Regions from separate parts of the Mus musculus genome. Here regions 2, 3, 4, 5 and 6 are each linked to region 1. A link is a loop called in an ENCODE intact Hi-C map of the cell type or tissue named here. Cell type or tissue: heart. All regions are shown on one strand. Region 1 holds the start of Zfp180 (zinc finger protein 180). Region 2 holds the start of Zfp93 (zinc finger protein 93). Region 3 holds the start of Zfp111 (zinc finger protein 111). Region 4 holds the start of Zfp235 (zinc finger protein 235). Region 5 holds the start of Smg9 (smg-9 homolog, nonsense mediated mRNA decay factor (C. elegans)). Region 6 holds the start of Zfp108 (zinc finger protein 108).

The links. Hi-C counts contacts between places; a loop is a spot of excess contacts. Peaks named below come from ENCODE experiments on the same cell type or tissue, not always from the same donor. Only the 100,000 strongest peaks of a DNase experiment are listed, where the experiment ranks them.
Region 2: a loop joins it to region 1, with 2.4 times the contacts of the local background. A loop is called at or near these places in 6 of 42 quality-filtered maps.
Region 3: a loop joins it to region 1, with 6 times the contacts of the local background. A loop is called at or near these places in 4 of 42 quality-filtered maps.
Region 4: a loop joins it to region 1, with 4 times the contacts of the local background. A loop is called at or near these places in 15 of 42 quality-filtered maps.
Region 5: a loop joins it to region 1, with 4 times the contacts of the local background. A loop is called at or near these places in 3 of 42 quality-filtered maps.
Region 6: it touches region 1 in a loop (6-fold over the local background); 6 of 42 quality-filtered maps call a loop at or near these places.

Annotation. Positions count from the first base shown.
Region 1 is chr7:24,079,444-24,084,443 of GRCm38, reverse strand. It overlaps Zfp180 (zinc finger protein 180), which reads right to left and starts at 2,547. Exons shown (of 5, transcript NM_001045486.2): 1 at 2,206-2,547. In heart, no CTCF peak of the experiment used is centred here; DNase peaks (open chromatin) are centred at 2,203 and 2,633; H3K4me3 peaks cover 2,067 bases; H3K27ac peaks cover 1,941 bases.
Region 2 is chr7:24,267,841-24,272,840 of GRCm38, reverse strand. It overlaps Zfp93 (zinc finger protein 93), which reads right to left and starts at 2,423. Exons shown (of 4, transcript NM_009567.4): 1 at 2,160-2,423; 2 at 1,171-1,228. The coding sequence starts at 1,185. In heart, no CTCF peak of the experiment used is centred here; a DNase peak (open chromatin) is centred at 2,380; H3K4me3 peaks cover 1,070 bases; H3K27ac peaks cover 1,060 bases.
Region 3 is chr7:24,205,716-24,210,715 of GRCm38, reverse strand. It overlaps Zfp111 (zinc finger protein 111), which reads left to right and starts at 2,567. Exons shown (of 4, transcript NM_019940.2): 1 at 2,567-2,687; 2 at 3,601-3,658. The coding sequence starts at 3,644. In heart, no CTCF peak of the experiment used is centred here; a DNase peak (open chromatin) is centred at 2,585; H3K4me3 peaks cover 1,367 bases; H3K27ac peaks cover 819 bases; H3K27me3 peaks cover 601 bases.
Region 4 is chr7:24,131,873-24,136,872 of GRCm38, reverse strand. Zfp235 (zinc finger protein 235) reads right to left here and starts at 4,501. Exons shown (of 5, transcript NM_019941.3): 1 at 3,650-4,501; 2 at 2,386-2,724; 3 at 1,558-1,615. The coding sequence starts at 1,572. In heart, no CTCF peak of the experiment used is centred here; a DNase peak (open chromatin) is centred at 2,722; H3K4me3 peaks cover 1,761 bases; H3K27ac peaks cover 1,325 bases.
Region 5 is chr7:24,396,857-24,401,856 of GRCm38, reverse strand. Smg9 (smg-9 homolog, nonsense mediated mRNA decay factor (C. elegans)) reads right to left here and starts at 2,229. Exons shown (of 14, transcript NM_028047.2): 1 at 1,966-2,229. In heart, no CTCF peak of the experiment used is centred here; a DNase peak (open chromatin) is centred at 2,256; H3K4me3 peaks cover 1,571 bases; H3K27ac peaks cover 1,752 bases.
Region 6 is chr7:24,251,626-24,256,625 of GRCm38, reverse strand. Zfp108 (zinc finger protein 108) reads right to left here and starts at 1,832. Exons shown (of 4, transcript NM_018791.2): 1 at 1,704-1,832; 2 at 736-793. The coding sequence starts at 750. It also overlaps a transcript of Zfp109 not described here. In heart, no CTCF peak of the experiment used is centred here; a DNase peak (open chromatin) is centred at 1,875; H3K4me3 peaks cover 1,404 bases; H3K27ac peaks cover 1,164 bases.

The sequences.
Region 1 (5,000 bases):
CCTGCGTAATTCCTGCTGTACACCTTCCTGGGCACCTGAATGCCAGGGAGACCCTGTCTTCCCCTACACTTGGGAATCAACTGGTGCTGATTACAGCAAAATCCACCAAGATCCCAGCACTATGTGTCAAAAGTGCATTTCTAGCAGGGCACGGTGGCACACACCTTTCATCCAAGCAGGTTCCCATGAAGGATTTGCATTCAGGACCTGGGTGCTCCGCCCATCTGGGGTTCTTCCTTGTTTTGGTTTTGATTCCTTATCCTTTGAGTCAGGGTTTCATGTAGTCTAGGCTAGCCTCACACGCATCATCCTCCTGCCTCTACCTCCCAAGTACTGCTTTTTTTAGTCATGTGCCACCAGACCGGATTTATGAAGTGCCAGAAATGGAACCTGGGGCTTTGTGCTAGGCAAGCACTTAACCAGCTGAGTTACACCCCAGCTCTAGGCGGATTTTTATAGGACTCTGTGTCCCCTTGTGGCTCCAAGTCACAGCTGCCACAATGGTCCTGAGGCCACCAGTTCTGCATGTCTGCAGAGCTGTAGTTAAAATACACCATTACCTAAGTCTGAGCACGGAGCTCCAGAACCAGTCCTAGGTCCTCAACACTTGGCTCCCAAGGTGTCCTCAAACTTAGGCTAGAGCCAAGGGACCTGTCTTCCACCCCGCTCTCCTATAAATGCAGGCATTCTCTTGCTTCAAGGCAGAACAGGCCACAGCAAAGATCCTAGCAACACATACTCTGTAAAGATGCTTACAGCATCTGCCTTCTCCCAGCCAGTTGCCAACCAGAAGGCAGCCTTTTAAAGCATAGGTTCCTTACCTCCAAGCTGGAGTTTCTACCCAACTTGAACATCTAAGAACTCTAAGGTGTTCAGGTTTCAGGTGCCAGTTCCAGATTCTCTAATTGAATACACTGACATGCACAGGGCCTTCTGCCTAGAATCCTCTGTTAGGCCCTTGCCTAACACCCTCCATCTGGTACTTGACTGTCGAAAGGACTGATTAACTGAAAACAATACTGGGTCTCCTGGTTCAAGAACCAGGACCTCCAGGCTGCTCTAGTGTGAACCCATTTCCTCCGAATCGAAATGCTCCCTCCTAGAAGGAGAAGGGAGGCTCCTAAGACTCAGGAAGCAAACAAAACTTAAAAGATCTCAGAAGCTGAAACTTTAAAGATACACACACACACCCTTCCTTAAGATTATACATGCAACAGCGAAGGCTGAGGAGGAGGTACCCTGCCCAGATGAGCTGCTTTGGAGTCTTGTAGGCACCTCCAGAGACGCAGCTTCCCTGAGTCATCACTCCCGTGGGCTTTTCAGTGCCATAGCTGACTCATCCTGCTCCTGTAAGAAACCCTTCACTCATACTTCCGTAGGGAACAACAATAAACCCACTGGCTCACTGGGCTAAACAGCGGCCACTGCTCTGCTTGGCTGTCATGCCTGGTCTAGGAACAGAAGCCACATACATCTCCAACAAACAGGACACCCCCAGGCTTGCAAGAACAGTGTCTGCCCAGGTAGGAGAACCACGTCTTCAGAACGTAGGCTGGTGATTCCGACACCAACACTTGCTCACGAATACAGTGTGGGCTTAGATCTAGTACAGAAACAGTGGCATGGTTCCTCTCTTTGGGAAAAAGAGTCTGTGCATTGGAAGGCTCTCCACTAAATACGCAGGGGAGGAGGGGAGTTCCTGGTACTTTTGTACGTACACAGAGGAAACTGCTCAGGTCACACCCACCTCTGCACCTACCCTCAGGGTCTCTCCCTACCCTCAGAGCTGATTCTGCATATGCACCTAGGGCCACCAGAGTCAGTTATTAGGAGCTGTTGGTGACACACCCTGTCACCTTAGAGGCCCCGCCACAATGTCTCTCTGTGGCGATAATACCTCTTTTAAAACTTTTTTGTCTAAAACGCAAGGCACCTTAGTGTCCCCTCGGGCCTTTCAATTATCTGCCCTTTGCCTAGGCCCTGTTTTCCATCCTTTTGGACATCCTCGGTCCCACAGTCCCACCACACAAAACCAACCATCCGCGCATGCGCACAACTGTGCACTCTTTACAGCCTCCCGAGACCCTGAGTCCTATTCTGAGGCACAGGAACCCCAAGTCACTGACACCAACGCGTCCAGATTCCCGCCTAGACCCTGCGCATGCGCACATCGACCACTGTAAGCGTCCCACATCTAACACCAACCTGGACGTCCGTGAGCCCGTGGTGAGGACCGGGGCGGGTCTGAGCCACTCACGACTCAGCGTCAGAACGAAACTGTGCTCACCGCTTCCTGCCCCGATCCTGAAGCACACCCGGCATGACTCGAGTGGCGGGGGTCTGGCTTCCACTTCGAGTCAGCATCCGCCAGGTCGCTCCGTGTAGACTGAGCCCAGCCACAAAGCTGAGCCATAGAAGACGCCTTCACACACATACACACACACACACTCACACGCACGCACGCACACACACAAACACATACAAACACACACACACACTCACACAAATGGCTGCACTGCCGGCTAAACCCGGAAGTAGGGGGTTATCAGCTCAATGGAACTACAATTCCCAGAACTCTCAGCGGCTTACGCAGCCGCTGTCAGAACTCAGCGCCAAGGGGCGAGGCCTCGAACTCGAGTGAGGCTGCGCAGTCCATCCCAGTCCTTTCAGGGTGGTGGCCAATGGGAAAGTCCTCTTGTAAGCCAAGATTGAAGCTGGCTTTGACACTGCCAAGTCTGGAAGACTAGCGATGTCCATGTTGTACAGTTCAAAAAGTTCTAATCATGCGGGCAGAATGGCTCAGCAGATAAAGGCGCTTTGCCGCCAATCATGATGATACGAGTTGGATTCCCAGAACCCCGTAAATAAATAAATCTAATCGCCCCACCTCCAATCCCCCACACACTATATAACTCTGTCTGGCCTGGAATTTACAGATGACCACCTGCCTCTGCTTCTCAAATGCTGGGATTAAAGGTATGAACTATCACACCCATCTTTTAAAAACTGATTTTTTATTTAATAGCTGTCAGTGTTAGGTCTCAAAGAAACCCAGGACAAATGGCTAAGGTGCCTGTTAACATATCCGGGTAAATGTTGGCTAGCTCTCCCAGCATCCCACTCCCTAACCGGAACCTCTCCTTTCCCCAGCTTTTCCTTTCAACATAAACTCATACATATTGGCTACGAGGTCTCCTGGTTCCCACACTTTTGATCTCTCCATCTTTGGCTCCTCTTTTTGCTCCCTATAATTAGCATATTAAAATGCCTTTTAGACATGTAAAAAATAATTAGCTTAGGACTCCTGCTCCACCCAAGGCTACACCTGATAACCAGAACTCAGAGACATCACTCCCTCATAATAACCAGATACAGTCTTAGAACCCCACTGGACAGTAATACACGCAGAGACCTAGAGCAATGCTTTGCTCTGCACATTTGGAGAGGCACCATCTTGATCTGCCCTATGGATAGAGATTCTCCGCCCAGGATCCTGAAGATCGAATCAGAGACTTCTGTTCTGGACCTCCAACACTTTTACATTCAGCTAAGATACATCACCCAGGTGAACAGCACTGGGGAGATAGTTGGAAACATAGAGTTTGAATTTTGTGTGATGACCCTCAGCATAATAAAACATATCTTTTGATATACTAACTATATGTGTTTACCTTCTTGGTCACGAAACTCCCTCTCCTCTTTCACTCTCTCCCCCCACACTCACTCTCCACTCATGGCTCCGTTCAGTCTAGACCCTTCCATGCCTCTGACTGTTCTCGGCCTCACAGTTTAAGCATACCTCTTTTTCTTTTTTCATTTATCTGATGCCCATAACCCGGGATTGACATAAGTGAGTTCCCTCTGAGGGACTCGGCAGCTCTGAACCAAGCTGTGGATCTGGCTCTCTAAGGTATGTATGTATCATTTATTTCTGCTGGCTCCTACCATTCACCAAACTTGACTCCAAATTCTAGAGTCTGCCTCTTCAATTGCTTTCTAGCCATGTGTCCCTCCTTGTCTACTCCACAAGTGTCTCTCTGGCTCCTGCAGCCTGGTAAGCCCTCCAGTGACCTCGTGGCATTTGCCATAAGGCATAAAGACATTTGCCCCCCCCCCCCACGTTGAAGTCACCCCCTTTCCAAGTCCATCTTCAGCTGCTCTCTCCTTTCCATCTCTACAGGACAAGTGCCACCTCAGAGTTGCCTTCTTTGTCTACTAGTACTACAAAAACCACACCAGTGTGCCAGAAAGCTCCTCTTGCCCTACTGGGTCTGTGACATGCATAAAGGGATGCCTCTCCTCTTTGATTCAGAATATTTCTCTCATTCCCTTTTAGGATGCCCTGGATTCTTATCATCACTGACATTTATGCCCCTGAGGCCTTTGTTCATATCTCCTTCCTAGGGCTTCCTCGCCTCACCAATCCCTGGGAGCTGTTATCATGCAGTTTCCTTAAGCCCTCTTGGGTCTGCTACCCTCTTCCTTGCCTCCCCTTTGGAGCTGCCTGCTCTATCTCTTACTTAAGCCCTCCTAACCCACTCCCCCTCAGTGGACCTCCTATACTTTGTGACCCTGTTACCTCCCAGCTCCCTCCTAAAAGTTCTGCAGCTTCTCTGTGCCCTCCTGGACTTCTCTCTATGTTTCTCAGCTCCTTTTTTGGAGCTTATAGGTGTTAAATGTTGCAGCTCTGAAGGGAAAGGCTTCCTTTACAGAAGTGTTACTACTCTGCTCCAGCTGCTGCAGAGGAAGGGTTTCTCCAGGGAAAGTGTTACAGTTCTGCTCTGGGAGGGGAAGGTTTCCCCAGTGAATGTGTTACATCTCTGCTCCACAGGAAAACGGTTTTCCCAGCTCCCCGGACGTTAGCATTTCCCATTTCCTCGAGGCTCCATCCAAGAGTTACCTAAACAGCCAGGTACCTTCTTTTTGTTCTTCCTGTTCCCTAATGATCAATCTCATGATAAGAAATTAGATAGAAAAAGATGGAAAGTTTATTCAGGGTC
Region 2 (5,000 bases), 190 kb before region 1:
ACATTCCTTCCTCTCCCAATGCCCCTGAAGGGATAAAATGAGACCACAGAAAGGACCCAGAACACTGTATGATATGCACATATGCATTAAGCAGCCAATATATGTCCAACAACACTATCATCATTGTCTGCATGTTGACACTCATGGCCACACAGTGTTCCATAAAGGTTGCATTACACACACACACACACACACACACACACACACACACACACACACACACAAATATATATATGTGTGTATATTATATATATGACATGGTGTTCAGCCATGTAAATATATATTATATATATGTAGTTTATATAACATATATTGACTATAATGTACTGTCCATTTACAAACAGTAAATTTAAAACAAAAATCTAATTAAGTAAGTGAAAGTTTCAGACAAACTGCCATTTTTAATCATTTTCCAAAGTACTGAAGATTTTTTAAAAAATACTGAAGATTTTTCAAAAGTGTACATTTTAGGACAGAATACAGAGAATCAGGGATACCTGGTGACTACAAATTACGTGTGAAAATCACCACTGTTGTTAACAAAACAAGCGTGTAGTCCCTGGAGCTGAGGGTACTGTGTAGCTGGGGAGCTTGGCTGAACTCCATGTAAAATACCCGTGCATTTGTATTCATGCTGCAGTTTCCTGAATCATGGCTCCTGGGTGCTCAGCGGTGTCTAATAAATGCGCTGAGTTTCAGGGCTGCTGGGGAGTCTCCATCAGAGCACACAGCTCATTCGATCCCAGCTTGTCTGTACATGTGTCTGTGTGTCTGTCCTTTCTTCATTCCTCCATCATCTGAGTTGGGTCAACCACAGAAGCTGTGCGGAAGCCAGACGCTCCCTGGTTGTTCAGGATATGAATGCTCAGGAAGTCCAATGCAGGAAATGAGAGTGACCAGTTTTCTGTGTGCATGTGTGTACACATGTGTGCATGCATGTGAGTGTACATATGTACACAAGGGTACACATGCATGTACAGGCTACAGCCCAACCTCTGGTGTCCTTCCTCAGGTGCTGTCTAGGGTTTTTGTTTGTTTTGGGAACAGGGTCCTTCCGTGGCCTGGACCTTGTCAAATAGGCTACGGTGGCTGCAGAGCACTTGCCCAGCATGCAGGGGTCCTGTTTCCAATCCCTAGCACTGTGGGGATGGGGGAAGCAACCCGACTTACCTGTAACTTGGTCATTGTTCTCTTCTCTTTGAGACAAGGCAGGGCTCTGGGAAGCAAGCTGGGGGAAGAGGGGCTTCGTGAGAACACTGCTAGGACAGTTGGTCCACATGGCTTCCTCAGCTTCTCCATCAGCCCCAAGGGCTGTGCGCGCTGACCAGGCTTTTCTGCCTACTTCCCACTAATTGGTAGTGTAAGACTCTGGGTTAAAGTTAAGGGGCCACCCATGCCTCACCTCGCTCACCGCAGCGGGTTAGAAAAGGCCACATTTTCTATTTCTGGCAGCTTGTGTGTGTGCATGTGGGGGGTGGGGTGGGGGGTGCTGGGCACTCTTACCTTCACAAGGCTGCCTGTAGTGATGGGTTTTCCAGAAAAACAAATCTTCACTAAGCTCTGAACTCTATGATGCGTGCTGTGTCATGACTGACTACCACTCTCAGAAAGATCTATCAATTGTGACAGCTATCTTACATATTATTGTTTCCATACATGGAAATGATAGAGTCCTCTTTTGTATCTCCCTCTAAAAGACTTAATTACTAGTAAACATTGTTCATTTACAAGAGCCGCCACAAAGTCCAAAGTCTCTTTTCCCACAGGCATGAAAATAATGACCAATTAAAAAACAAAACAAAACAATAACAAAAAACGCTAAACCCTCTCCAAGGAATGGGGAGTTTGAGCCTACAAGATGGCTCAGCGGGTAAAGGAAACTGCCACTGAGTCTAACCTGCTGAGTTTGAGTCTCTGGGTACCATTAAGTTGACTCCCACAAGTTGTCTTTTGACTTCTTTTCTTTCTTTCTTTCTTTCTTTCTTTCTTTCTTTCTTTCTTTCTTTCTTTCTTTCTTTCTCTCTCTCTCTCTCTCTCTTTCTTCTAATTATTAAATACATTTATTTAATAACTTTAACAAAATAAAAATATTGTTTATTTAAATAAATAAATAAATAAATAAATAGGGGTGGAATCACATAAAAAGTAAAGTTGCATACCACTTAAGGATTCAGGACATGGGCCATCTCTCATCATAGCTCCCCTGCCAGGCTCCCCTGGGAAGCTAGCCTCTCCTGGGGCTCTGCAAGGGGCTGAGGTGTGTCAGTGTAGGGCAGCCCCGCCTCAGGCAGAGCCCAGCGAGAGAGGACCTGGATGCCGGGCTTGTTCCTGGGCCGCAGATGCGGTCACTGAGGGGATACATCAGGAGCACAGGCGCAAAGGAAATGCAGAGCGATGGCCCAGGTTTTCACCTCACAGGAAGCACTCACAAACATCCTCCCCTCCCGGGAGCGGAAACGACCTTGACCACTACTGGCGTTGGAACTACAATTCCCAGAATTCCTCAGTGGCTGCACTCTCTGGGGACTATATTCCCCGGAATGGCAAAGCTTCGGTGAACCTTTTTAACTAAGGGGATTCCTTTTGGTAGGTCGCTCTTCTGTGTTGCTTTTCGGTTTATTCATTTCTGAAATTCCATGAAAGTCAACTGTGGATACTTCTTTGTTTTTGTTGTTGTTTTGTTTTTCCGAGGCAGGGTTTCTCTGTGTAGCCCTGGCTGTCCTGGAACTCCCCCAGTAGTCCAGGCTGGCCTCGAACTGACAGATCTGTCTGCCTCTGCCTCCCAAGTGCTGTGATTAAAGGAGAGGGCCAGCAGATCTTGCTGTGGATACATTTTTTTTTAAAATTGAGATCCCATACTGTATTACATTATAAAAGCTAACAGGGAAACTGCACAGCTGCAGTTGCCTAATTAGGCAGCAGAGTCAGAGTTTCTGCATAGAAACCCCCTATGAGGGGTGGGGGACCGGCTCAGTTGTAGAGCACTGCCCAGAATCCCCTAGTGAGGGGCTGTGGGAGTGACCTGGTGGTAGAACATGGGCTATCTGGGCCACTCTTCTGTTGCTGTGAAGGGACATCATGACCAAGGCAACGCTTATAAAAGGAAACATTTAATTAGAGGCTTGCGTACACTTTTAGGGGTTTAGTGCATTATCATGGCAAGAGCATGGCAGCAGCGGGCATGGGAGGGAGAGTTAAATCCTCATCCATACTGGAGAGACAAAGAGACACATGTGCTCTTAAAATCTCTAGCCATGCCCAGTGATATACTTTCACCATCAAGGCCATACCTCCTGTCTTTCAAATCCTTTCAATGAGTTCTACTCCCTGGTGACTAAGCATTTTAACATGAGCCTGTGGGGGGCGTTCTCACTCAAACCACAACCTGCCCAGCATCCTCCAGTGGGGGCTTGATCCTTGACCTTCAGAGCCCTGGAGCTGTCAGAAAGAACTCTTTATCTGAGATACAGCCTGGGGGAGTCCGTGGGAGCAGCATAGGTCTGAACCACAGATGGACCTGGGTCATGAAGGACAGCCCGACCTAGACCTAGAGGGGAAGGAGGAGAAGCAAGTCATTCACAAGTCAAGTTTAGTAAAGACGTTCAAAATATTGGTTACAGTATAAACAAACAAACAACAGCAAAAGCTCTGTCCCCACAGAATGTCAGGGCCCATAATTCCAATTGCACACATTTCAGTTCACTGTACTAGGCTAATAAATATAAGATGCTGACTGAAGGCCCCTTTCAGGAATACTGAGGAACACAAATCAATATGAATGCAGGTTGGAGACGGGTGAGCATTTTCAAATGAGTCTTACTTACAGGGCCCCTCTCCACTTGCACCGGAAATGGCTGAGTCCTGAGCACATGCAGCTCTGCACCTCAGATACAGAGGGGCTTCCTGTGAGAAAGGGACGCGTAGGTCAACGACGGTTCTGCCAGTCACCAACGTTGGTTAAATCCTTTCCTGCAGCCTTTCTCTGTAGACTTGGATGGATGCTGAGATTTCCCTGCCAGTGTCCTGTTGTAGATGGCGCTGGTGCTGTTTGTATTTTGATGCTAATTCTGCTCTCCTGGGAGGGGTTGCGGACAAGGAGTGAGTCATACACTCAGGCTTCTTGTGAATCAATCCCCTAATGAATAAAGGAGTCAATCACTGAGCAAGTAGGGGCGACTTCCAGGATGCACGGAGGAAGAGAGGAAGCAGGAGAGTTTGGTCTTTTTCGACAGGGATAGTGTGAGGACAAGATGTAATTACTAGTGTCTCCTGGTTTCAATGGCGGATCCGTCAGGATTCGCAACCGGAGGATTTAGATTTAATATGGCGTACAAGATTTTAGCTGCTGTGCCCAGTGATTGAGTTACAATTTTTTTTTTCTGAACTAAGTTTGTGTTGCATTTTCCTTCTTGTGGCAGCTCGTCTGGGTTCAAAAGAGAAAGGTACGAAGGCAAAGCGTGGGTTTGCCAGATGTGCACCACAAAGGCCGTGTGGGTTTTGAAGCATAGGGTTGGTATAGTAGCAACCCGCCAGTGGGAACTTAGCAAGCTGGGTGGAGAGATTTTGGAGCTCTGACTCAGAGAGTCTCCAGGAGTTAAGAACTGGCTGGTGGGACTGCTGGGGCTGAGAGTAGCTGGGAGAAGTGCGGAAGCTTGGCGTTCATTTTATATTTCCCGCAACAATGATAGGGCAATTTTCCACTCGTCTGTGATTTCTGACATTTGTAAAGAATCTCCCAGCTGAGCATTGGTGCCACAAGCCTTTAATCCTGCACCCGGGAGGAAGAGACAGGTAGATTTCTGAGTTCAAGGCTAGCCTGGTCTACAGAGCACATTCCAGAGCAGCCAGATCGACAGCTGTCTTGAGAAAATAAAAGAAAATTAAAAAAAAAAAAAAAAAGAAAGAAAGAAAGAAAGAAAAGAAAAGAATTGATTTCCCATAGAGAACCTTGTCTATAGGATGAGATTTTTTCTAACTCAGCTATCTCCCGAAATAATTGA
Region 3 (5,000 bases), 130 kb before region 1:
ACATTTCCAAAAGTAGGAGAAAACTCCCTGTTCTAGATGGGCTCCTGTTACTGTGATAAAACACTGAGCAAAATCAATTTGGAGGAAAAAGGGTTTGTTTGGATTATACCTGCCAATCGCAATCAGTCACTGAGGGAAGCCAGAGGAGGCATTGGAGCTGGAACCACAGAGGAACACTGCCAACAGGCTTGCTGTCCATGGCTTGGTAGGTGTTTGTTTTTTTGTCTTTTCATGTGGGATCTCACTATGTAGCCCTGGCTGTCCTGGAACTCACTATGTGGACCAGGCTGGATTCAAATGTATTGAGATCCTCCTGCCTCCACCTCCTGAGAGATGAGATCAAAGCCACCAGGCCTGGCTACTAAGCTTGCTATTTTATACAACCTCGGAGCACTTGCTCAGGGATAGCAGCATTCACAGCGAGTGGGGCTCTCCTACACCAGCCATTAATAAAGAAAATGCCTCAAAATTGCCTACAGACCAGTCTCATGGAGGCATCTTTGTAGTTGAGGCTTCCTCTTCCCTGTTAGTGTCAAGTTGACAACCAGCCTGTAATTCCAGCCCCACAGGACCTGACACCCTTTTGTGCGCGCTCTCTCTCTCTCTCTCTCCCTCTCCCTCTCCCTCTCCCTCTCCCTCTCCCTCTCCCTCTCTCTCACTCACACACACACACACACACACACACACACACACACACACACGTAAAAATGAATCTGGTTTTTAAAAGAATTGAATGGGTGTGTACCAGTAGATTAAATAGAGTTTATACTCTTCTCTCTGTGGCACACAGTTCTATATATACACCAATAACCTGAGCTACAGTTTACAGCAGATTCCGAGACTCAGGGCTCCTGCAACCACCCATGGTGAATGGACATGTTTTTGTTAAGTTTTAGGGAGGAAGTGGGAATGAGAGTGTGACACTGAGTTGAGCAGTCCTTTGGGCAAGAGGCTTATTAGCATAGTTACTGCAGCACGGTGGGCTCTGAAGTGGATTTTCAGTGAAACGGAGACAAAATAATAATCTTCTTATAATTTGTAGTAGTTTATTTTTATTAATTTACTAACTAATTAACTAATTGTGTGTGTGTGTGTGTGCATCAGTGTGCTACAGCAACTTTGGTGGAGGTCAAAGGAAATTTACAGGGGTCAGTTCCCTCTTTCCACTATGTGTATTTCAAGGACTGAACTCAGGTCCTTGAACTTGGTTGGGCAAATGCCTTTATCTGCCAAGCAGTTTTGCTGGCCATAGGCATTATGTTGTACCTATAACCCTATGGGGACTAGGGAGTGGGGTGTGGTGGTTTGGATAAGAGTAGCCTCTGCCCAAAGTTCAAATATTTGAATGGTTCTTCATAGCCTGGTGTCATGCTTCCTACTGTGATGATAATGCACTAAACAAGCCCCCAAATAAAAGCTCTCTATCTTAAGAGTTGCCTCTCTATATCTTGGTCATGGTGCTTCTTCACAGCAACTTAACAGTGACAAAAATAGTCTGTATTCTACTACCAGGTCATTTTCCCAGCCCCTCTCTAGAAGATTCTAGGCGGGTGTCCCCTCACATCTCACGGGATTCTGTGAAGGGATTCGGACTTTGCTGCTCAGTCAAGCGCCTATAGCTTCACAACTGAAGTTCTAGCTTTTATAATGCAGTATAATATGGATGTTGGTATTCTGTCTGAACTCCACCCCCACAGTTACCTGGCAACAGCCAGGTAGGCCTGGCCCGCTAGAAAAGGGGCTGCTTGCCCCCTCATCCCTCTCTTACTCGCTCTTACTCTCCTACTCTTGCCTCTCTCTCTTGCCTCTTGCCCTCTTGCCCCCCCTCCCTCCCCATTTCCTTCCCTCTGCTCTCTCCGCGTGATCATGGCCAGCCTCTACTTCTCTACTCTCTCCTTCTCTCTGCCTTTCTCTGCCTCTACTACTCTCTTAACTCCCCTCCCCATGCCCTAAATAAACTCTATTCTATGCTATATCGTCATGTCACTGGTCCCTCTGAGGAAAGGGATGCCTTGGCTTGGGCTCGCTGAGGGACCCCCTCCCCCACACCTCACCACACCCCATAGAACACATTTTTTTTTACCTCTATATCTTATTATAATCACAACAGTGGGGCTTCAATGTTTTAAAAAGTATCCACAGCAGGACTTGGTGTCCCATGCCCTTAATACCAGTACTTGGGAGGCAGAGGCAGGGAGGTTTATGAATTCGATGCCACCCTGGATTACAGAGGCAGTTCCAGGACAGCCAGGGCTACACAGAGAATCTCTACCTGGGGTGGGGGTGAGGGGAGAAAAAAAGCGACCACCACCAACAACTTACTACAATTGTCTTTCATGCCATTTTACAAATGAATAACAAACAAACAAAAACAAAAACCAAAAACTCCCAAATCCCGAAAAGCAACTCAGGAGAACAAGTTTCCAAAAAAGCTATATCCAAGGACCTAACTACCTAACAGCTGTTAAAACAGCTAGGCGGTTAACCAAACTTTAGCATTCTGGGAAATGTAGTCCCAAAAGAGCACCAGAGCTAGGTGCTTCCACTGAGGCATTCTGGGAATGGTAATTCCCGCTCCAGAGGCTGCCAAAGTCGCTTCCACTTCCGCAAACCAAGGCGGCCTGGTGGTACTTCTGGTGAAGTGAGATCCTGAAGCTTTTCTGTGGCCCTGTACGCCCTTGCTCCTGGTATGCCTCCTCGGGGACCGAGTCCGCTGCTGGGGAGAAGTGAGAGGCGGAGGGATGGGGTGGGGGGGGGGCACTCCTCTTTCTTGGGCCCTTCCTGAAGTGGCGCTGCTCAGGATTATTGGACCCATCTCAGCTGCTTGTGGAGCCCCAGGGAGAGTCTAGCTTTCCACTGGAGTCTATCAGAGGAACGGTGATGGCAGATAGCAGTGCCCTAAAGCCTTAAGTAGTATGCAACTCTGGTTGTGATGTGGTGATGCGATGCGATGCGATGCGATGCGATGCGATGCGATGCGATATAATATGACTTACTTACTTTGAGAGGTAGGCGTGCCACAGCTTGTATACTGACAAGATCAGAAAGCAACTTTTGGAAGTTCAGTCACTTCTTCCACTGTGTGGGGTCCAGAGACTCAGGGGATCAGTTTCAGCGACAGTGGCCTTTATCTGCTGAGCTTTAGGTTTTTATAGGTCGTTATCTTTATGCACGTGGGAAAAGAGACTTTGTGGAGGCTCTTGCAAATGAGCAATGATTACTAGTAATTAAGCCTTTTACAGCAAGACAGAGGGATAATTTCACTCCCATGTATGCAAACAGTAACATGTAAGATAGCTGTCACAATTGACAGACCCTTCTGAGAGTGGTGGTCAGTCAAGACACAGCATGCATCTTAAACATTTGGTTTTTTTGGAAAACCCATCACCACAGCAGCCTTGTGAAGGTAAGAGTGCCCAGCACCCCTGAGCTTCCAGAAATAGAGAATGTGGTGAGTGAGTCTGGTAACCCGGAGGCTTAGTAGGAAGTAGGCAGAAAAGCCTGGTCAGCGCGCACAGCCCTTGGGGCTGATGGAGAAGCTGAGGAAGCCATGTGGACCAACTGTCCTAGCAGTGTTCTCACGAAGCCCCTCTTCCCCAGCTTGCTTCCCAGAGCCCTGCCTTGTCTCAAAGAGAAGAGAACAATGACCAAGTTACAGGTAAGTCGGGTTGCTTCCCCCATTCCCCGCAGTGCTAGGGATTGGAAACAGGACCCCTGCATGCTGGGCAAGTGCTCTACACAGAGCCTCTCTGAACTGCATGAAGGAAGAGGGGAAGTTGCTGAGAAGGAAGGTCTGGAAGGAGGAGGGATAAGAGGACGGTGGGACATGTGCTCAAAGTGCACTGCACACGAGAAAGTGTACAAGGATAAGTAAAATAAGTTGAACTAGAGAAAGTGGGTTGGAGAGATGGCTCAGTAGTTAAGGGCAGTTTGGTTCCCAGCAGCCACATCTGATAGTTTACAACTGCCTGTAACTCCAACTCCAGGGTGTCCAGTGCCCTTTCCTAACTTCCCAGGGACCTGCACACATATATACACACAGACACACATACATTTAAAAAACTGTTAAGTTCACTTATATTTTAAAGGTGACATCATTTTCCAAAGTTTGCCTAATTTTATTCTGCAAATAAATACAAGTCTTCCCTATTCATGTGATTTATGAATTTTTTCACTTTAAAATTTTGCATCATGATGATGATGAAATAAAGGAATTGTAACCATGCTAAGGTCATCTTTTGGAAGTTGGGCTTTCTTCTTCCACCTTGCTGAAACAGAGTCTCCTGTTTCTGGGACTCTGTGGAGACAGGTCCTGGTGCTCATTGGCAGCCATCCTACCTTTTTTTTGGCAAGTTCTAAGCCACAGAAAGACCCTGACTCTAAAACAACAGCAACAAAAAAGGTGGATAGTACCTGAGGAAGAGCACCAGAGATTGTCCTCCAACCTCTACATGCTGTGCATAAATATACGTGCATGCGTGCAGACATGTGGGCACACACGCACAGACTTCTGCTCGCCCTCACTTCCTGCACGGGGTGTCCTGAGGATTCATTTCCTGAGCAACCAGGGAGAGTGTACGGCTGCCATGGTGATGAAGAAAGGACAAACACACAGACACGTGTACAGACAAGCTGGGATCGAATGAGCTGTGTGCTATGATGGAGACACACCAGCAGCCCTGAAACTCAGCGCATATATTAGACACCGCTGAGCACCCAGGAGCCATGATTCAGGAAACTGCAGCATGAATACAAATGCACGGGTATTTTACATGGAGTTCAGCCAAGCTCCCCAGCTACACAGTACCCTCAGCTCCAGGGACTAGACGCTTGTTTTGCTAGCAACAGTGGTGATTTTCACACGTAATTTGTAGTCACCAGGTATCCCTGATTCTCTGTATTCTGGCCTAAACTGGGCACTTAAAAATTTGGGGGTACTTTGGTAACTGATTAAAAATGGCAGTTTTCTGAACTTTCCTTAATGAGATTGTTTTGCATTT
Region 4 (5,000 bases), 52 kb before region 1:
CCTGTTCATTATTGAAGGAAGTCAGGACAGGAACTCGAGCAGGGGCAGGAACCTGGAGAAAGGAGCTGATGCAGAAGCTATGGAGTGGTGCTATATACTGGCTTGCTCAGCATGTTTTCTTATAGAACCCAGGACCTCAACTGAGGCTCTTTGATGACTCTCGCTGGTGTCAACTTGACACGTAACACCAGCCAGTATACCTATTCACCCCTTTCTATAGCTACAGAGGGGATAGAGGCAAAGAGAAAACACGGTACAAGGAACTTGGTGCCATTTCCACAGCTGGGTCAGTAGGTCCGCCACCGTTAAATGGGAAGTCACGGATTCCAACCCATGTCGGGAGTCATGTACTGACTTTGTACTGGAAAGAGCTGACAATGCCCTGCTCCTTCTGGGCAGTACAGTTCAGGTGTATCTTCAGTCACAAATCCAAACTGCTCTGAATGACAGTCCATGAATGATGACATCATTTAAAATGTTTTATGTTGTGCAACATTATGAATTTTAGATTCAGAATACTTCATTAGTAAAATCTGTTCTTTCTTGATGCCCTCATTGCCCAAGGTAGGTCAACCCCAGAAGGTTTGCAGATGGTGGTAGCCAGATGCTCCTTGGTTATTCAGGATATGAATTTCAAATGCAGGAAATGAGGGTGACCAGTGATCTGTGTGCACACGTATGCATACATGTCAGTGTACCTATGTACATGAGGGTGCACATGCATTTAGAAACTAGAAGACAGCCTTTGGTGCAGGCCATCATTTTTTTTTTGGGGGGGGGGGCGGAAATAGGGCCTTTCACTGGCCTGGAACTTGCCAAATAGGCTAGGATGGCTGCCAGTGAGTACCAGGAATCTTCTTGCCTCCAGAGTCCCAGAAACAGGAGACCTGCTTTGGCAAGATGGAAAAAAAAAGCTGGACTCCCAAAATGTATCCTGTGAGATCTACATGCACTCCTTGGCATGCTTACAACCAACCCCCTCACACAATAATGGTAATACAAAATTTTAAAGTAAAAATATAATTCATAACCCACATGAGTATGGAGACCTCATACTGAATTGTACAATAAAATTAGGCAAATAGTGGAAAATGTCATTTTTTTAAATGTAAATGAACTAAAGGGATTTTAAAATGTATGTGTACACCATCTGTTTGTGTGTAGATGTGTGTGTGTGCAGGTGCCCTGGGAGGCTAGAAGAGAGCGTTGAACATCCTCTAATTACATATAATTGGAGTTACAGGCAGTTGTAAGCTATCAGGTGTGAGTGCTGGGAACCAAACTGAGCTAGTGCTCTTAACTACTGAGCCATCACTCCAGCCCACTTTTTCAAATTCTTTTTACTCATCCTTGTACACTTTCCCAAGTGCAGTGCACTTTGAGCACATGTCCCACTGTCCTCTCTTATCCCTCCTCCTTCCAGACCTTTCTTCTCAGCAACTTCCCCTCTTCCTTCATGCAGTTCAGAGAGGCTCTGTGTAGAGCACTTGCCCAGCATGCAGGGATCATGTTTCCAATCCCTAGCACTGTGGGGATGGGGGAAGCAACCCAACTTACCTGTAACTTGGTCATTGTTCTCTTCTCTTTGAGACAAGGCAGGGCTCTGGGAAGCAAGCTGGGGAAGAGGGGCTTCGTGAGAACACTGCTAGGACAGTTGGTCCACATGGCTTCCTCAGCTTCTCCATCAGCCCCAAGGGCTGTGCAGGTTGACCAGGCTTTTCTACCTGCTTCCTGCTAATCAGTAGTGTAAGGCTCCAGGTTACCAGGTCATGCGTGCCTCACTTCACTCACAGCAAAGGGTTAGACAAGCCCACAATTCTCTATTTCTGGCAGCTTCAGGGATGCCGTGTACTCGCACCTTCACAATGCTGCCTGTAGTGATGGGCTTTCCATAAAAACAAATGTTTAAGAAGTCTCGAGCTCTCTGATGAACGCTGTGTCATAACTGACCACCACTATCTAAGGGTCTGTTAATGTGACAGCTATCTTACATATAACTATTTCCTTACACAGTAGTGAAATCCCCACCCCCATATTCTCTCCTTCTAAAAATTTTAAATTCTAGTAAACGTTGCTCATCTGCAAGAGCCCCCACCAAGTTTCTTTTCCCACATACATGAAGATAATCACCAATAAAAAGCTAAACCCTCTCTAAGGAAAGGGGAGTTTGGCCTTGCGATATGGCTCAAAGGGTATGAGCGACTGCTGCTGAGGCTGACCACCTGAGTTCAAGACTCTGAAGCCCACGTGGTGGAAGGAGTGACCCTACTCCCACAGGTAGTTTTCTGACCTATTCCTTTTATCAGCTATGGAACGTCCCACTCTTTAAGTAAATAAACAATGAAATATATGCAAAAAGAGCACATCAAAACCAGAGTTGCATACCACTTAAGGCTTTAGGACACTGCTATCTGCCATCACCGTTCCTCTGACAGACTCCCGTGGGAAGCTAGACTCTCTCCAGGGCTCCACAAGCAGCTGAGACGGGTCCAGGAATCCTGGGCAGCGCCGTCTCAAGCAGAGCCCAGCTAGAGAGGACCGGCCGACGCCAGCGGTGCCCCTCTTCTCCCCGGAGATGCAGACTCGGTCCCCGAGAAGACACACCGAAACACCAGCACACAGAAGGGTCGCGGAACGCTGCAGGATGTCACCTCATCAGAAGTACTGCCAGGGAGCCTGGCCTTGCGGCAGCGGAAGTCACCTCAGCCGTCACTGGCGCTGGAACTACAATTCCCAGAATGCGTCAGCGGAAGCGCCTAGCTCTGTGCTTTTTCCGGGACTACATTCCCCAGACTACTAAAGCCTCCATATGTTCCAAGCTCTTTTAACTGGCATGTGAGCCTTAGAAATCGCTTTTTGGGAGCTCGCTCACCGGGGGTGCTTTTCGGTTTCTTTATTTTTGAAATGCCATGTAAGACATCTATGGATACTTTTTTATTTCTGTTCTGTTTTGTTTTGTTTTGTTTTTTCCCCGAGGCAGTTTCTCTGCGTAGCCCTGGATCTCCTGGAATTCTGTTTGTAGATCAGGCTGGCCTCAAACTGAGAGATCCCTTTGTCTCTCGCTCCCGGGTGCTGGGATAAGAGGTAAGCACCACCATGCCCAGCTGTGGGTCCTTTTTAAGAACACTGAAGTCTCATTTTATATTATATTATAAAAGCTAAAACTTCAACTGCTCAGCTATAGGAGCCTGATTCAGCAGCAGAGGCAGAGTCCCTGAATAGAATCCTCCAGTCACAGGCTGTGGGAGTGATGGTAGAGCACAGGGTGTCTGGGTCACTATTCTACTGCTATGAAGAGACACCATGATCAAAGCTTGTTTCAGAGGCTTAGTCCATTAACATGGCAGAAAGCATGGCTCCCTGCTATTTCCAATCATTCAAATACATAGATGTATGGGGGCCACTGTTAGTCAAACCATCACACTCTGCTACCTGTCTCGATAAGCCTTTGCCCATATCATAATGCCAAATGCGTTCAGCCCAACTTCAAAAGTCCCCACCATCTATTGCAATCCCAATATTTTTTAAAAATCTAAATGTCAAACTTTTATGATACTCATGACAATCTCTTCATTGTAATTCCCTGTAAAATCAAAATCAAAAAGCAGACCACATAATCCAATGTGTTATGGCATAAAATATACTTTACCATTTCTTAATGGGAAGGCAGTATAGTGAGGAAACACTGGACCATAGCAAGACTAAAAACCAAAGGTGGAGGCCAAACTCTGCATCTCCATGCTGATGTCAAAGCACTCTTCAGATGCTTTACTCTTTCGGCTATGTTGGCTGTAACACACTTGTCTCTCTCAGGCTGGTTTCACCTCAGTCTGCAGCTCTCTGCAGCTGGGATCCCATAGTTCTGGCATCTTCAACATCTTGTGGTCTCCGACATAATCCAGGTTCACAGCTTCACTCAATGCCCTCTCTTGGCCACTATGCAGGAACTCTCCTATACTACAACTGCCTTCAGGGCATTTCCTTCATTACTAAGGGAGGCTCAAGAACCCTTTTCTTGTATCCTTGACTCTAAAGCCAGAACCAAGTGTTTCTTGTATCCTTGACTCTAAAGCCAGAACCAAGTGGCCAAAGCTGGCATGTTCTGCTGCTCGATGGTCTGGACCTTGGCCCCATCCGATTCTATGTCCACTATCTTTCTGGAACTGATGGCCTTCCTCGTGCTGAAGCTGGAACTGATGGCCTCCCTCATGCTGAAGCTGTACTGATGGCCTCCCTCATGCTGAAGCTGGAACTGATGGCCTCCCTCATGCTGAAGCTGGAACTGATGGCCTCCCTCATGCTGAAGCTTTTCCTCTTCCTTCTCACAGGCTGGAGGCTTCGCTGGGTGGGGTGTTGCCCTGAGGTCAGCACTCCCTTTATAGCATTCAGAATCAGGCTTTTCCTTAAGCCTTCACGGTGCTTCTTTTCTCCTCACACTCCACACTGCATAGTTCTTTCTGTCTGGCTTGCTCCTCCTCATGCTGGATCTCCATGAGAGCGACTGCTAATAACCACAAGACACAGTCAACACAAGGCTGTCTGGAAATCTCCCCTGCTTATGCCAGTAATACAAAACTCATCAACTTAGCTTCAGGCAGATTTTTAGGATGAGGACAAAAATCACCCACTTTTTTTCCTCAGTATATGACTAGAATGGTTTAGGCCATGTACTGTTTGCCTCTGAAACTTCTTGAGCTGCCCCCCACCCCCAGCTCAAATTGCCCTTGTCTTGCATTCTCCTCCTAGGATGACCCACTAAGCTCTACTAATCAAAAAGCACTTAATAATTTTGTAGTGGAAAGTCCTAAAGTCTTCCATATTCCTTCAACAAACAGCATGGTCAGGCTTGTCACAGCAATACTCCAGTCCCTGGTACCAACTCCTGTCTTGGTCACTGTTCTATTGCTTTGAAGAGATACCACAAGTCCAAGCAACTCTTACCAAAGGAAGCATTTAACTGGGGGCTGGCTTACACTTTCAGAGGTTTAGTCCTTTATCAG
Region 5 (5,000 bases), 320 kb before region 1:
CCCCTCTCAGGCCCGAGTGACCTCTCCACAGCCACAAACTCGACTGACCAAGGAGGGCAAGGACCTGCTAACAGATGCTTGCTGGAATGAGTCAGGTCATAAATGACTGTTTACCGTCTAAGGCCCTCTCCCCACAGACTGGGACTCCTTCCTCCCCACAATTAACTGTCTGCTCCCCTATTATCCTGACGACCTCCCCAGTGCTTCAGAGTCTAATCCCCTGCCCCCATGGAGATCCTGTCCTCACAGTGAAGTGACGTTCACTGGGACCACCCACCCTCCTTTCAGGCAAGTGAAGTGTCCCTCTGCACACTGCTCTGGAATCACTAGTTGACTCTACTCATCAGGTCTTGTGGGGAACGATCCAGAACCTGAGACACCATCTGCCTGCAAGCTGGGACCTGCAATGCTGTTTCTAGGGTTCTCCAGGAAGAGCTCTGCATAAACTACTAAGCTGGTATTCCTGACCTCACAGAAATGAAGTCTAATCTGCATAATGTTGGGGTGGGAGCTTCTGGGTTTCTTGTGTGTGTGAGACACACACATACACATGCCTGCGTGCAAGCAGGCACAGAGCCATATCACATTTGTGGAGGCCAGGTGACAACTTCCGAGAGACCATTTTCTCTTTCCATCCTGTAGGCCGCAGGGATGGAAGTCAATTCTTTGGCCTTGTGGTGGCCCCGTTACCTGATACAACCATCCTGACAGCCCCACACTGTTTTTGCCTGGGCAAGGAGCTCTGCACATCTGCCAGTCTTGCCTCCGCAGCACTGGGATGACAAGATCGTGCCGCCAGGCTCCACTTTTTATGTGGTTGCTGGGGATCAAACCTGGGTCTTCATGCTTGCAAACAAGCACTTCACACACTGAGCTATCTTCCCACCTACATGTGAAGCACCTCTTTGGAGAATCTTCCAGAATTGACAAGTTGCTTTGCAAGAATTTCCAGGAGACCCCCAATTCTTAACTGTTCTAATGCCTTTTCTCTTGAGGCATGGTGCATTCCACAACTTAATACTGTTTCCTCCTCCTCCTCACCTCTCCCTCTCAAACAGGGTCCTGCTCTGCAGTTCAGGCTGGTCTCAAACTCATGGCGACCCTCCTGTTTCTGGCTCCACACTACTGGAATTACATGTGTGAGCCGCCTTGTCCAGTTCTATTCACGTATTTTTCTAAGTGCTTCCTAGTCTACTTGCAGTCTTTTTTTTTTTTTTTTTAAGATTTATTATAATATATAAGTACACTGTAGCTGTCTTCAGACACACCAGAAGAGGGCATCTGATCTCATTACGGATGGTTGTGAGCCACCATGTGGTTGCTGGGATTTGAACTCATGATCTCTGGAAGAGCAGTCAGTGCTCTTAACCGCTGAACCATCTCTCTAGCCCCCCTTTTTAAAAATATTATTTATGTATTTATTTATATGAGTACACTGTAGCTGTCTTCAGATACACACCAGTAGAATGTGCATCAGATCCCATTACAGGTGGTTGTGATCCACCATGTGGTGGCTGAGAATTGAACTCAGGACCTATGGGAGAGCAGTCAGTGCTCTTAACCTCTGAGCCATCTCTCCAGCCCCTACTTGCAGTCTTATATGGAGCCTCCTTCCAATACTCAGGCATGAAGAACCTCAAAATCCAATTTCCATGGAAGGTGGCCCTAGGTGTATGTCGGCTTCTTTGGGACTGTGTCCAGAAATTTCCTCCCGATACTGTTAGAAGGCTCGTACCAGCACTACAGGGACACTTTACAGTGGCTATAGTTTCTATTAATTTATTTGTACCTCCAGCTAACGGCGCCGCAATTCCGAGACCTTCACGTTCCTACTCCCATTGGCCAGCCGCCCAGCGACCTTTTAACGGCAGGGCGGGGGCGGGGCTTGAATACGCCCCACCCCCAACCCCGCCCCGTCGGCGCGCCTGCCTCTCCCAGGCTCGGGGCGTCCCCCCTTCCCCTTACCTAGGGCAGCTGCTGATTAGTTCCTGGGTCGCAGCGCGCGCTCTGAGTGACGGGAGTGCAGCGTGGGCGGGGAAGGTCCTCCACAGCCACCTGCCGTGTAAATGGTGCCGGAAGGTCACAAGCCAGAGAATGAGAGAGGCCGAGAAAACGGGTGCCGGCTATTCCGGAACAGGCCTTGGCGTCCCGGAAGCTCCCAGAGGAGGAAGAAGAGGAAGCCACAGTACGCAGCCCAACGAGTCACGGCCTGCGCTGCTAGCTCGGCGCATGCGCCGCGGGCTGGGCGCGCAAGCGAACCCAACGTGCGCGTTAGACTGAGCATGCGTGAATGGAGGTGGCTGGCTTCAGCACGCATGCGGATTACGGAGGGGCGAGGGAGTATGTTGCTGCTGAGAAGGCGCGTGCGCATTGTTTCTCTGGGCGGGCCTGCTGTTTGGCTGGGTGGGCAGCTCTGGAGATTTCGAGTTCGAATCCCGGGTCTTCTGTAGTGTTGTCAGACCGATCGGGGTAGGGTACGGCGGAAGGGAGGAATTAACGTCCTTATCTGAGCAAGCACAAGACTGATTCAGCTGGCTGCAAGAAGCGATCTTGAAGGACTTTAAGGAAGAGCCCAGCTCCTCCAAGACAGAACATCTGTAGAGAAAGGTCTAGGCTTGGACCTGTGGCACGAGGTGGGCGGCAGAAGTGGGCGGATCGCAGGGCTACAGAAGGGGCAAACATTCAAAGGACTAGGGGCACAGCCTGAAGCAGCTGGAAGGCCACTGGGCAGAGGGTGCAGTCACCCAATGGAAAGACAGCTGAGAGGCAGAAGTTCCACCTCCCCTATTGCTTTTCCTTTCTTAAAGAAAAAAAACCGTGAGTCCATCAGCCTGACCTCAAACTTACCCTCCTGTGTCTGCCTCTTCAGCATAACCTACCTGTGTGTGCCGCCACAATCAGCTCTCTTGGTTATTTGTTTGTTTGTTTGTTTGTTTGTTTGTTTGTTTTGAGACAGGGTTTCTCTGTATAGCCCTGGCTGTCCTGGAACTCACTCTGTAGACCAGGCTGGTCTCAAACTCAGAAATCCGCCTGCCTCTGCCTCCCAAGTGCTGGGATTAAAGGCAGCTCTCTTGTTTTGAGGTGGGGTCTTACTGTGTAGACCAGGCTGGTCTAGAACTCAAAGAAACCCACCTGCCTTGGCCTCAGGACTGCTGGGCTCTCCCCACCCCCTCGGCTTTTCGTTATTCTCTCCCATTCTCTTCTGTACTGAGAAAAGAGAGAGGGCCTTGCTATGTAGGATGTGCTCTACCACTGATCTGCATTTCAAGACACAAGCACACATGCGTGCTTGTCCCCAGAGCTGATCTCCATGTCAGCCTAACTCAAACAGCATCGCCTCCCTCCATGCCCCCGCCAAGCTCTTCTCTGTTCTCCTATGGGCACCTAGCTGCCAAGACTTAAAGTTTGCCTTCCCTTCGGCTTTTCTTTCAAATTTGAAAAAAAAAAAAATGTTCCTTGGAGTGCTGATAGAGGCACACTCCACGGGATTAAACCTAGAGCCCCATGCATGTTATGCATGCTAGGTAAGCACACTGCTGCCTGGGCCACATGGCCAGCTTATAAAGGATGGATATATATATAGTGAGTACACTGTAGCTGTCATCAGACACACCAGAAGAGGGCATCAGATCCCATTACAGATGGTTGTGAGCCACCATGTGGTTGCTGGGAATCGAACTCAGGACCTCTGGAAGAGCAGCCAGTGCTCTTAACCGCTGAGCCTTCTCTCCAGCCCGTGAAGAATTTTTTTATTGTTGAAGCCTGGAGACAGAAAGCACGAGTTTTTCATATTCAAGGTAACCATCAGGGCAGTGATTGGTTGGAGGGCTGTTTATGAAGAGTGCTCAATGCCACCAGATTCACTGAGTTATAAGCGGGATGTGTGCCCTCTAGGATGTGTGCGCACACATGCAGCAATGCACATTTGGATGCCAGAGGAGTCAGCAAGAATCAGCACTGTCCTTCTATCCCATGGGTCCCAAGCGCCTTTACCCAGCAGGCCACCTCACTGGGCCTTTAGTTAAGGTTTCAGCATTCATACATTTGAGGTAGGGTATTGGGGACTGAATTTAAGTAGGCTTGTTAAGCTCCCTACCACAGAGCCTTAGCCCAGCCCTCCGCTTACATGTTTTAAAGATTTCATTTTCTTTTATATGTATGAGTGCTTTGTAAGTATGATTGAGCACCACGTGCCTGCCTGGTGGCTGCCAAGGCCAGAAGAGAGTGTTGGATCCCCTGGAACTAGAGCAACAGAAGGTTGAGAGCTGCCATGTGGGTGCTGGGAATTGAACCCCTGTCCTCTGTAAGAGCAGCCAGTGCTGTTGACTACTGAACCATCTCTATTTTATTTTATTTTATTTTATTTTATTTTATTTTATTTTATTTGTGAGACTGAGTCTCAGTAAATTCCCCTTGAACTTCCTCCATAAGAGGCCTCTTCTGTCCTCCCGAGGCACAGCATGCATGTTATATATATATATATATATATATATATATATACACACATATATATAGTATATATACTATATATACATATAATATATATTTATATATATACACAAAGCATACATGTTAAATATATACATCATCATGTATACATCACACACACACATACATATATAGAGAGACACTAATATCGACCTCTGGCCTCCTCATGCACATACGGGTGAGTGCACTCATCTGCATACATGCCGCAAAGTGGGCAGAGGAGGGATTTGGCATTGTCCTTGGGCCACCGGCACCAGGCTCTGCTTCCCTGTAACTTCTATCTCTCGATAAAGCCTCCTCCCTCACTTAACAGATGCAGAAAGATGATAAGAAGACAGGAGATGCGCCTGAAGGCCCCATGCTTAGGGAGCAGCAGAGCCTGGCCCGAAAGGCAGGCTTGGCTCACTGCATGCCCTTCTCGCAGTTCTCCGTGAGGGTCAGCAGTCACCCTCCCCAGAAACCAGCTGAACTGAACTTAGCAGTTAGCAGCTCAGGCTCTTAACAGTTTTCTG
Region 6 (5,000 bases), 170 kb before region 1:
TGTGTGCATGTATGTGTGCACGCATGAATAGGCTACAATCCAACTTCTGGTGTCCTTCCTCAGGTGCTGTCTAGGGTAGTTTGTTTGTTTTTAGGACAGGGTCCTCCAGTGTCCTAGAACTTGCCAATTAGGCTAGGATGGCTGCCACTGAGCACCAGGACAGAGCAGCCTGTCCCAGAGTCCCCAAACCAAGAGATGCTACTTCAACAAGATTGAAGAAGAGAGACTCCTGAAAGCTGTCCTCTGAAGTCTACATCATGTCTTGACATGCTCACAAAGCACAAACCCAATACTAATGAAAAATTATTAAATGAAAAAAATCATAAACACGAGTATGAAGAACTCATACTTAATTGTAAAATAAAATTAGGCCAGAAGAGGGCGTTGGACATCCTCTAATTACATATAATTGGAGTTACGGGCAGTTGTAAGCTATCAGGTGTGAGTGCTGGGAACCAAACTGAGCCAGTGCTCTTAACTACTGAGCCATCTCTGCAGCCCACTTTTTCAAATTCTTTTTACTCATCCTTGTACACTTTCCCATGTGCAGTGCACTTTGAGCACATGTCCCACTGTCCTCTCTTATCCCTCCTCCTTCCAGACCTTTCTTCTCAGCAACTTCCCCTCTTCCTTCATGCAGTTCAGAGAGGCTCTGTGTAGAGCACTTGCCCGCCATGCAGGAGTCCTGTTTTCAATCCCTACCACTGTGGGGATGGGGGAAGCAACCCGACTTACCTGTAACTTGGTCATTGTTCTCTTCTCTTTGAGACAAGGCAGGGCTCTGGGAAGCAAGCTGGGGAAGAGAGGCTTCGTGAGAACACTGCTAGGACAGTTGGTCCACGTGGCTTCCTCAGCTTCTCCATCAGCCCCAAGGGCTGTGCGCGCTGACCAGGCTTTTCTGCCTACTTCCTACTAAGCCTCCGGGTTACCAGACTCACTCACCACATTCTCTATTTCTGGAAGCTTCAGGGGTGCTGGGCACTCTTACCTTCACAAGGCTGCCTGTGGTGATGGGTTTCCCAGAAAACACAAATGTTTAAGCAGCCCCAGAAGTCTGATGCATGCTGTGTCATGACTGACCACCAGCCTCAGAAGGGTCTGTCAATTGTGACAGCTATCTTACATGTTATTGTTTCCATACATGGGAGTGAAGTTAAACCTCTCTGTATCCTGCTCTAAAAGGCTTCATAATTAGCAAACATTATTGACCTGCCAGAGCCTCCAGAGTCTCTTTTTCCACATGCACGAAGATAATGACCAATAGAAATCTAAGCCCTGCAAGATGGCTTAGTGGGTAGAAGTGACTTCAGCTGAGCCTGATGGGGCGAGTTCGAGTCCCTGAACACCACACGGTGCAAGGAAAGACCTGACTCTCACAAGTTGTCTTCTGACCTCCATACATAAGCTGTGACACAACCCTCCCCTCTTAAATAAATAAATGCAAAACCAAACCAAATCAAAACAAAAACACATAAAAGTAAGAGTTGCCACTTAAGGCTTTATGACACTGGCCATCTGTCACCACAGCTTCTCTGCCAGGCTCCAGTGGGAAGCTAGACTCTCCCGGGGTTCCACCAGCAGCTGAGATGGGTCCAGGAATCAGGGCAGGAGGCCTCAGGCAGAACCCAGTTAAAAAGGACGGGTCGCTGCCACAGCTGCCCCGCTTTTCCCCGGAATGCAAACTCGTCTCTGAGAGGACACACCGGAATGCAAACTCGTCTCTGAGAGGACACACCGGAATGCAAACTCGTCCCTGAGAGGACACACCGGGGCACAGCGCACAGAAGGCCTGCGGGATGCTCCAAGCTCTCACCTCACTGGAAGGAAGCACTGCCAGGCAGCCTAGCCTTCTGGAGCTGAAGCAAACTTAGCTGCTAATGGCTCCAGAACTACAATTCCCAGAATGCCTCGGCGGAAGTTCATCGGTCTGGAGCTTTTTCTGGGACTACATTTCCCAGAACGAGAAGGTTCCAAGCTATTTTAACTAGAGTGAGGTCGGTGGAAATTGCTTTTTGGGAAATGTAAAAGTACCACTCTCGCTTAGAAAGGAAGTTGTGGGTCCAGACAAAATCAACAGTCTTTAGTCATATTTGGCCTTGTTTCGTTGAGAAATTTAAAATTGACCTTTATAGTGACTACCAGCTAAGTCCCATGGTTTAGAAATCTCAAAGGGTAGGTCTCTGTCTTGGCTGTAGGAAGGTGCAGTAACAGGACCAGAGGGCATAACTATCCTGGCTCCAGTTTTCAACCCTTTAGCCAGGGGGCTTATGGGGAACAGGGTCTCAAGTTTTGCCAACTTCTGGATAGAAAATTCTGTTCCTGAGTCAGATTAGCATAGGTAAGCTCTGGATGCCCTAGTGAGTTCGGTTAACATTCTGTCTAAGCTCCACCATACAGTTACCTGGCAACACCTAGGTATGCTCCTCCCCACAATTATCTGGCAACAGCCTGGTAGGCGGATCCACTATAAAAGTGGTTGCTTGCCCTCTCCTCTTTCTTTTGTCCTCTTGTTCTTTTGCTCTTCCCGTCTTGCTCCTGCTCTGTCCCCTCATACCTTCCCCCCTCTTTCTCCACGTGCTCATGGCCAGCCTCTACTCTTCTCCTCTACTTCTCTCTCCCATTCTCTGCCCTACTACCCTCTAAACTCCCCTCCCCAAGCCCTGAATAAACTCTATTCTATACTATACCATCGTGTGGCTGGTTCCACAGTGGGAAGGGATGTCTTGGCATGGGCCTGTTGAGGCACCCGCTTCCCCCATACCTCACCACACCCCTATAGAACGTATCCACCCCACCCCACCCCCATTTATCATTTTATAAACATATCAAGTTCTACTTCCCAGTCTGCATAAGGAGGGAAGAGGGTCCTAGGATTTGAGTATAATGGGGTGGTGGGTCTTACAGTTTGGTTTGCAGGTAAGTTCTATTTTAATGTAGGGGTCCCTGTCTGTCTTCCATCCTATCCCCTAATTTTCACATTCTCAGTGGTGGCAATAGAAAGTCCCTGGAAGGTTGCAAGTGGAACTTAAATCAGCAGGGCAGGTGCTACATCTACTCCAGTAGTGACACGTGCAACTGGCCCCAAAAACCTGGGCACTGTCCTGAGGCAAAAAGTCTCCTGGAACTGTGGCATCCTGAATAACGAATGCTCCAATGTCCATGCTTTAGTTGGTAAACAGATCTGTGTGCTTTCCCTTAATATTACTTTATTATAAGTGCTTCTAAGGATTCATTTTTGATATTTAGCTAAGTTAGATTCCTCATCAATCCTAGGCAGTCCTTGAGCCGACCAAGGGCTTTGAATTCAGTAAGAATGTTGCCTATTCAGTGACATTCAGAATTGCCTCTAGTATTGTAAGAGAGATAGTGAAAGAAATCAGGCATTATTATCTACTACATAGAGTTAGAAATCTCAGGGCAAACTACTCCCATATGCAGGAATTTACCATTATTTAGGAAGAAGGAAGGTTGTGGTCTAAGGAGGAACCAGAGTAGATACTTAGAACTATAGATAGCTGAGTTACACCCATACACAGGAATTTACAATGGCCTAAGGGGGAGGTGGACTATACAATAGACTAGAATAGGAACTATGGCAAGGGCGCGAAGCCCTTGCCCCTGACTGTTGCGGCCGCCAGCAGCTCGCAACATGAACGGTTCGACTGAGAAGGCCACTCGAGCTGTAAGAGAGGAATCTAGACGGGGCGAAAGAAGAAACGGAGCTAAGACAAATTTATTCTGATCAAAGCTCAAATTTTATTGTTGCGACACTAGTTATAAAGGAAGGGGGAGGGGACCCGACTCCCGCTAATCTCTGGTCCAGTAGAAAGGTGCACGTGTGTGGCTCCGCAGGTTCTAGCAGTGGGCCTGGCAGAACGAATGAGCAGGAAGCTCCACCCCTGAGCAAGCAGGTTTCAGGCTGGGGGAGGGGAGACTACACCTGACTTCTAAGATTAAGTGGACCTTAGGTGGAGCTGCTTTTGATCCCAGTTGTTAACATTGTATTTTATCCGAGTTGGTTCCTGCCAGTCCTTTGTAGGCATTCCTCTGTTTTGTGTCATATACTTCGATGTACCTTGCCTGCTGTGATATCCGACTCCTTTGCTTTCTGTATTATAAGACTAGTGCTTGCTTTAAGACATTACATTCAGATCCACACTCCCTTGTGTCATGTCTGTTTGTCACCCCTCCTTCTTCCCGACTCTTTGCCTACCTGTAACCGAAACCCAAGTTTCGCCCATGGATCAAGGACCCAAGTGAGGTTCATCTGTGGCAGCTGGCGCCTTGAACCAGGACATCAGACAGGTAAGTCTTTTCTCTCCTTTTTCCCTTTTCGTTTTTTACTTCTCAGGCAAGGATAGGATCTCATCAGAGCGCTGCAGGCCCACTGATAAGAATCGTCAGTTTGAGGAGGACAAGTAAGTTTTACCATGGAGCAGTCAGAATCGAAAAAGAAATGGTTGTTTCTGTCGGTCTTTAAGCACGTGTTGTCTGGCAGAGGTCTAAAGGTCTCGGATAAATCCTTACAAGAATTTTATTATTTCGTGCAAAAAAAAAAAAAAAAATCAGCCCTTGGTTTCCAGAGAAGGGAAGCTTAACATTGGAGGATTGGAAGCGAGTAGATAAAGTTATGAGGAAGTTTCATGAGGAAAATTCATCTAGGGAAGTCCCCAGTAATGCCTTTACTCTGTGGCAACAAATGAGGGATATACTGACTGAGAAAAAAGACTTAGAATTTCTTGCAGAGGAATCTCCTTCAGAGCCCTCTGATGATCAGAAAGTGAGACCATCTGCTTGTAAAAGGAAATCCTGCTATACAGGCAAAAAAGAGGAAAGCTTAGAAAATAGTGAATCAGAGACAACTGATGGCGAAAGTGATGAGGAGTGGGAAGGAAGAGATCGTTTTCATAGCTGCCGAGGCAGCAGTGGGGAGGAGTCTTTAATCATGGCACCAGTCACTTGTAAACCTGTACCAAAACCATGTTGACTTTTGCCACCAG